Linked DNA regions of Homo sapiens: region 2 is linked to region 1. Evidence: chromatin contacts called from ENCODE Hi-C or POLR2A ChIA-PET data. All regions are on one chromosome and are shown on one strand. The core of a region is the stretch at or near the end of the contact, and the rest is flanking DNA. Distances in the headings are between cores, read along the strand shown.

Region 1 (3,566 bases), core at 768-3,267:
CCTCCTAGCCAAGCAGTCACGTTATTATAGGCTATCTGGCACCTTAGTCCAATGTGTGCCATTATTGAGGGACCCCACTGGGGGTAAATCTATCCCTCCTAGCCAAGCAGTCACGTTATTATAGGCTGGGAAGCGGGTGTCTGCCCAGGTGACAGGGCGAAAGAAAGGCGGATCTAAGATATGAGCCCAATAGAGTGTAGCAGGTACAGGTTGCAGACAAAGTGAGAGCATATAAAGGATCAATACCCTATGTGAGTTGCAATGTACAACAGAAAGCATAGCTAGGAACAAATTATTTGGAGTAAATGGTGTCTGTGTCTGGAGTAGAATTCGTTTCAGCCTTCTGAGTTATCCTCTTCAGCATCAGGTGACATTTGAGGCTTGTGTCGTCTGTGGAAGCCGCATTGTTCAGGGCTGCGGGTCCTGTAGGGTCAGTTCCTTCATCTCTGGTACCAGGTTGGGTCCTAGGCACGCCATGGTGTGGTTTGATGCGCCATGCTGGAACACAAAGAGGACCTAAGGGGGTGTGAACACAAGCATGTCCTCTTCCCCGCATTAGTAATTCACTTGGACCACACCGTACATTACTGTTCACATCTTTCCATGAAACTGCAGGTTTTATACCTTGAGAGGTTTTAGAAAAGTGCTTTTCTACAGCTGATTGAAATTTGTCATCTAAATTTAAAAACTTAAGGGTAAATAAGGCTTGTGCCAATAGTGTTGCAGGGTCTTTACCCATACTCTCCCTTTTCTGTTTTCTGAGCATATTTTTAAGGGTGGAGTGGGCACATTTTACTATGGCATGTTCTTGGGAGTTATATGGGATGCCTGTGGAATGTTCGATGTGCCATGAGTGACAAATTGTTGAAATTGTGAGCTGGCATAAGCTGGACCATTATCAGTTTTAATTTTTTGGGCCACCCCATAAACGCAAAAGTTAAAAGATGTTTAATGACATACCGGGTTGATTCTCTAGGCAAAGCATGGGCACTAATTAAGTGAGAATTGGTATCAATGGATATACGTACATATCTAAGTTTTCCAAATTCAGGGTTGTGTGGAACGTCTGTTTGCCATAACTGATTAGGTTCTAATTCTCTAGGGTTAACACGTGTGGAGATTGCCTGTGAGCTGGCAATCTGGGCATTGTAGGATAATTTGTTTAGCCAGTTTCTGGGTAAGTTGAAATTGTTTAGATAAGTTTCTCCAATTTTGGTGGAAAAATTGATGTGATTGGGTGGCTTGGTCAAGCAGTGATGTCATAACCTGAAGGTCTGCTTGATTATTACCATAAGCCAATGGGCCAGGCAGAGAGCCATGGGCTGGAATGTGTGTGATAAAAATAGGTTGTGTATGTTGATCTAGCAATTGCTGAAGTCGAAGAAAAAGAGCACACAGGGTGGGCTCAAGAATGTACCTAATTAAGGCTGTTTCAAGGTTCTGCAATAAATAAACAGAGTAAGCTGAGTCACTCACGATATTTATGGGCTGAGTGGAAAAAGTTTCCAAGGCCAGTATCAGAGCCCCGATCTCAGCTCTCTGAGTGCTAGTAAACCCAGATCGAGTGATTGAGTTATGTGGTCTCCACCAGACTGCTGCTTTTCCATGTTTATCATCCGGTTTTTAACTGCTCCTTAACTAACTCATGGGCTCTTTGTTAATTTCCCTTCAGAGGTTACTGTTTACTTAAACTGGATTTGGAGAGAGTCACATTAGGGGTAAGAGAGAGAACAGTGGCCATCATCAGAAATAGGTCTATCAAATTCTTAAATTTTACTTAAATTTTAGCAGCAAATTATAATCTGAGATGTTGCTTGTATACAAGGAACACACGAAATTTTGCCCTGGGCTTCCTGCGGAGCTGGAGAGCTGAGCAGGTGGGCCCCAGGGTGGCAGCCACTTTGCACTTGCTTAGGCGCTGCTGCTTTTCTGCTGCTGGCTGGGTGGACCTTCCCGTTTGCACCTCCTGCCCCTCCCCAGCAGGCCAGCTCTGGCGTGCCTGGCCTGGCTTCCTGTTGCTGCCTCTGCTGTCCAGGCTGAGTTCCCAGGAGCATTTGCTGGCTCTGGGTTTGTGAGCTTACCCGCTGCAGAGCCTTTCTTTTAATTTACCATCTGCTTGACCATGGGGCTCTGGCCTCTAATGCTTTATCTTTTTATAAGTGTTAAAAGAAATACTCGATTGCCTTGTCAATCTTGCATTACTGGGCAAGCTAAGAACTCCCCTTCTAATGCCACTTGCTTAAGACAGGGTCTTGTAGCTGCAGCGTTATCTCTTGTCTTTTTACCTATTTATTGGAGGAGGGGGTTCAGGCAAAACCTCCATTTCCTCTTTGTTATTTTGGCCCGGTGATAGTGGGGCTGAGGGAAAAGGAGGTGGTAAGGCAGGTGACTTTCCTCCTCCTTCCCCTTTTTAGGCTCTCTGTTGTATAACGAAGCCAGGGCTGCCTTAATTAAAGCCCACAGCATTAAAGATGATGCTGGGACCTGTTGCCCTTGTGCATAATGTTGTTTCAGATTTCTCCCTACTTGTTCCCAGAGCTTTATGTCTAGCATGCCTTTTTCCAGGAACCTTGGGCTTTGGGTTACAACAGTTTGCATCAGGTCCCTTAATTGTGCCTGTGAAACCGAGGTTCCACTAGCTTCAAGCAGCTGTTTAAATACTTTTATATACTGTTTCTGTTGAGCTGATAACTGTTGTCCCATCATGAACCCTCAGCCTGAACAATCCCCCCCAAACTTGGAGATCCCGAGTGGGCACCAATGACTTACTGATTACTCACTGACTGCGCGGTGCTTTTCACTTCTTTTCGGCGGTCCGTCGTGCTTCCTCCGCAGCGTTCCTCACACGGGGCACCAGCTGCGGGGGTCTGTCTGGCAGACCCTGACCCAACGACAGATAAATAACGTCCACTGACACAGATGTTATGCTTGTCAGTCCAGCTGAGGGTCCAGGCCGCTTACAGACTCTCAGGAGAGTGCCATAAACAGTTGCAACCCCGGCCCCGACTCCTTGACAACCACCCCCACCCCCGCCCAGTAGAGAGCAATCATATACCTGCGGATGGTCTAAGTTTAGTCTTTAAAGAAGCTATTTAGATAGACTCCTCTATATTCCTATGTTAATTACCCTTGCTATAGCTCAAAGAGGATTAGACTACCTTCAACTGTAACTCTATCCTGAGGCTTTTGTAAAAACCTTCTGGACTTCCAAGAAGGTTTATTTTACAGTTTTTCCCACCATCCTGACTCAACCCTAACAGAACTCAACCACACACACACACACACACACACACACACACACACAAAACCTGGTTTAAAGCTGGGCAAAAGACTTAAATAGATATTTCTCCAAAGAAGATATACAGATGGCCAGCAATCATGTGAAAAGATGCTTACTGTCATTAATCGTAAGGGAAATGCAAATTAAAACCACAATGGGATATTACCTCCACCCATTAAGGTGTCCATCAAAAAAAAAAAAAAAAAAGAAAATAACAAGCGTTGGCAAGGATGTTGAGAAATTGGAATCTTTCTGCACTGTTGTTGATAACTCTATACTCATTAAA
Region 2 (3,309 bases), core at 317-2,816, 210 kb before region 1:
GTTCTGAAAACAATTCCAAGAGAAAAGTTGCAAAAGTATTTTGAGGAAGGTGCTTTTTTTAAAAGGGCAAGACTAATTTAAGTGTATTAAGTATGGTATGTATGAAAAAAATAACACTTTCCATTTTCTTAGAGCTAAAGAATAAGAGAAAAACAATTGAAGAGGAAAAAAAGCAGTGTTCTGATGGTTACAAATCATTACTCCAAAATGATGTGTATAATTTTAAATTAAGATATGTACATGATCAGTTGTTCTATAAATACAAGGCTGCGTGCTTTTGAGTTTAGTTAACACTATCAATCAAAGCTTTAATGACTGTGTTTTTATTTTTGCCACTGTGAAATGAGATCAAAAGATAGAAAATAAAGGAATAACATTAAAGATTTCAAATATTATGTGCAATTATCAATCTAGCATCAATGACGTTTCTCTGCTTTCTATAAACCAATCATTTAAAAGAAAACGAAAATCTAGGCTTAAAAATACTTTAACTGAAAAAGAAATAGAAACAGTTATAAAGACTTGCTTTAGATTATAAAGTAAACTTAACGGTAATGAAGGAATTAAAATTCATATTCCCAGAATACTATTTTCTCCTTAAATCACAGAAAATAGGTCCAATGGTATAAATCCACTATGGAGAAAAAGCAAATCTAAATAATAGTAAAAATATTAGTGTGAACAAGCATTTCTAAAGAACAGTAAAACTATTCTTGAAATAATCATTACATAAAATATTGTTAATTATGGTCATTTTCTGCTTATAAAATATAAAAATGCTCTTTTTGATGCTGAAAACAAATACATTACTCCTCGGGAACACCAACAACATTTAATTTTTACAAAGAAAATTAAATACCCTTTTTAGTTTTTCGTTTTCTTCCATAAATTTTTTGGCAGCCTTGTTAGTATTTTCTGCTTGAGTTTTAAGTACACCTTTGTTTGACAGTTCTTTTGCCAGTTGAGTAATAAGCGTAACCAGACGTCTCAAAACTCTAAGAAAAAAAACCAGAATAATGTATTACTGGCCAATCACCAGAAACTTATTTTAAAACAGTCATTGCCAAATTACTCCCCATTAGATATAGGTGTGGTGGTGGCAGATAATGTTTAGGCAGAACCCATTATTCTTTTTTTAATTCAAGTCTCTTAGTAAAAACAGGCCCGTGTCTCATTCCTTTGGAATCTTTGTTAGAAGACCAGCATTTAGAATACAGGTTCAGTGGTACTTATTTGTTTTCCTGTAGAAGGCTTTAGCTTGGAGGAATAGAAACAGGAAAATTTCAGACAGTGTGACAGGGCCAGTAGGAGAATTATTTTTTTTGGCCCAGTTCAAATTCTGCTATTTAAGGAACATTGTGTAAGGTCAAACAAGCCGAAGAACAGCTCATTCACATCCGTTTATGTGTAACTGCCATTGTTAGAAGAAATAGTGATGACTATCTTCAATTATTCATTCAGCAGACATTCCTTTACTCAGGAACTGCTAAGTGTTAAGACACTCTGCCAGGCACTGCAGACACAGCGGAAAACAGCAAAGTCCATGCCCTCAGGGGTTTAGCTCCTAGTTGTGGAAGCAAAAGTTAAAACAGTATTTAATTACAACCATGAATGACACTAGAAAATGAAGTATATATACATTCTTTGAGCACCTGTAAGAGAAGACCTACCTACTTTGTGGGTAGTGATGGCCACAGAAGGCTTTGAGAAAGAGGCTAATGGATGAGTAAGAGTTAGCCAGGAAATGAGGAAAGAAAAGAGTGTTCTGGCAAAAGGAAGAGCTTGTGTAAAGACCCTAAAATGGGAAAGAGTTAGGTACACCACAGAACTCAATCAATATCTGTTGCAAGATGGAATGAATGAATAAATGGTGAAGGTCTGTAAGGGTGGAATGTATTGTACATCTCAGAGACACGTATGAGACAAGGCTCCAAAGAGAGGCAGGAGCCTAATCATTCAGGGCCTTATGGACTGGGCAAACCTACAAGCTGTTAACTACTGTTTGTTATTTGGGTATATCATCTGAATTCTTTTACAAAGATGTTATAAAAAAATCTACAGGCCGGGCGCGTTGGCTCACATCTGTAATCCCAGCACTTTGGGAGGCCGAGGCGGGAGGATCATGAGGTCAGGAGATCGAGACCATCCTGGCTAACCCAGTGAAACCCTGTCTCTACTGAAAATACAAAAAAATTAGCAGGGCACAGTGGCAGGCGCCTGTACTCCCAGCTACTCAGGAGGCTGAGGCAGGAGAATGGTGTGAACCCAGGAGGTGGAGCTTGCAGTGAGCCGAGATCGCGCCACTGCACTCCAGTCTGGGCGACAAAGCGAGACTCCATCTTAAAAAACAAACAAACAAACAAACAAACAAAACTACAGTAGGCTGGGTACAGTGACTGTAATCTCCGTACTTTGGGAGGCTGAGGTGGGAGGATCACTTGAGGCCAGGAGTTTGAGACCAGTCTGGGCAACACAGTGAGACCCCATCTCTACAAAAAATTTAAAAATTAGCCCTACATGGTGGTGTGCCGCCTGTAGTCCTAGAAATGAGAGGTTGAAGAGGCAGGATCACTTGAACCCAGGAGTTTGAAGTTACAGTGAGCTATGAAGGCACCACTGCACTGCAGCCTGGGCAACAGAGCGAAAGGTTGTCTCTCTTAAAAAAAAAAAAAATCTACAGTAAAGGTGGACAAAATGAGAAAGGAAAGCATAAGTCATGTTTTTAAATTGTGCTTCTATTATTATTTTTTACTTACAGCCAAAAAAATAGGGAAAATCCAGAAATGTAAAGATTTCTTTGAGACCTAAAAAGTTTCATCTGTGTGTGTTCATAGGCATCAGGTCTGCTGGTGGAGCTCTTCTCAATGGTATGAACTGAGGAATATTTCCTTACTTCTCTCACAGCATCTATTACAGAACAAAAGAAAACAGTACTTTTGGCTTTTACGAATATAAGCTTGTTAAAAATGGAAAGCAGTTTTAGAAAAACTGACCAAACTTTTAAATAATGGACTTTAGGCAGAGGCGACCTTTATGTCATTCCGTCTACAGTACCCGGGAACTTTTCATGCTCAAAGTAGGTGCTCTATAAATGGACACTAGTAGCAAATTTTGAATTACTATAGCATTTTTAAAATTATTCATCTAGTACTTACCATCATTTTATTGTTTCTCATCTCTAACTACACTGCAAACTATTATCCTTTACATTTTCTGTCTCTAAGATGACTAAAATTCAGCCTATTGACAATGACAGATGTCATATCCCATTACAATCAATTCCAAGAGACTATCCCATTTCTCTTACTA

Evidence for each region. A loop is a pair of places that touch in the nucleus more often than their neighbours do. ChIA-PET counts read pairs that join two places held with the same protein, here RNA polymerase II (POLR2A). Pooled maps may share reads with other maps.
Region 2: a loop to region 1 is called in a map of ascending aorta, with 3 times the contacts of the local background. The contact joins two enhancer-like sites. A Hi-C loop is called at or near these places in 2 of 168 maps with a recorded cell type or tissue (aorta and ascending aorta) and 3 of 50 pooled maps. POLR2A ChIA-PET finds 5 or more read pairs at or near these places in 1 of 52 experiments (Panc1).

What each region holds. Positions count from the first base shown.
Region 1 is chr7:107,385,727-107,389,292 of GRCh38, reverse strand. The region is part of intron 7 of COG5 (component of oligomeric golgi complex 5); the gene reads left to right. Among named protein-coding and RNA genes, the nearest start is that of GPR22, 83 kb to the left of the region's middle. Within about 2 kb of position 2,017, at least 8 of the 41 ENCODE cell types and tissues checked have a DNase peak (open chromatin) inside an H3K27ac peak, as active enhancers do; they include ascending aorta, where a contact is called at or near this core.
Region 2 is chr7:107,593,553-107,596,861 of GRCh38, reverse strand. It overlaps DUS4L-BCAP29 (DUS4L-BCAP29 readthrough), which reads right to left. Exons shown (of 13, transcript NR_163941.2): 9 at 2,757-2,907; 10 at 860-995. BCAP29 (B cell receptor associated protein 29) reads right to left here. Exons shown (of 8, transcript NM_018844.4): 4 at 2,757-2,907; 5 at 860-995. Among named protein-coding and RNA genes, the nearest start is that of BCAP29, 15 kb to the right of the region's middle. Within about 2 kb of position 1,566, at least 7 of the 41 ENCODE cell types and tissues checked have a DNase peak (open chromatin) inside an H3K27ac peak, as active enhancers do; they include ascending aorta, where a contact is called at or near this core.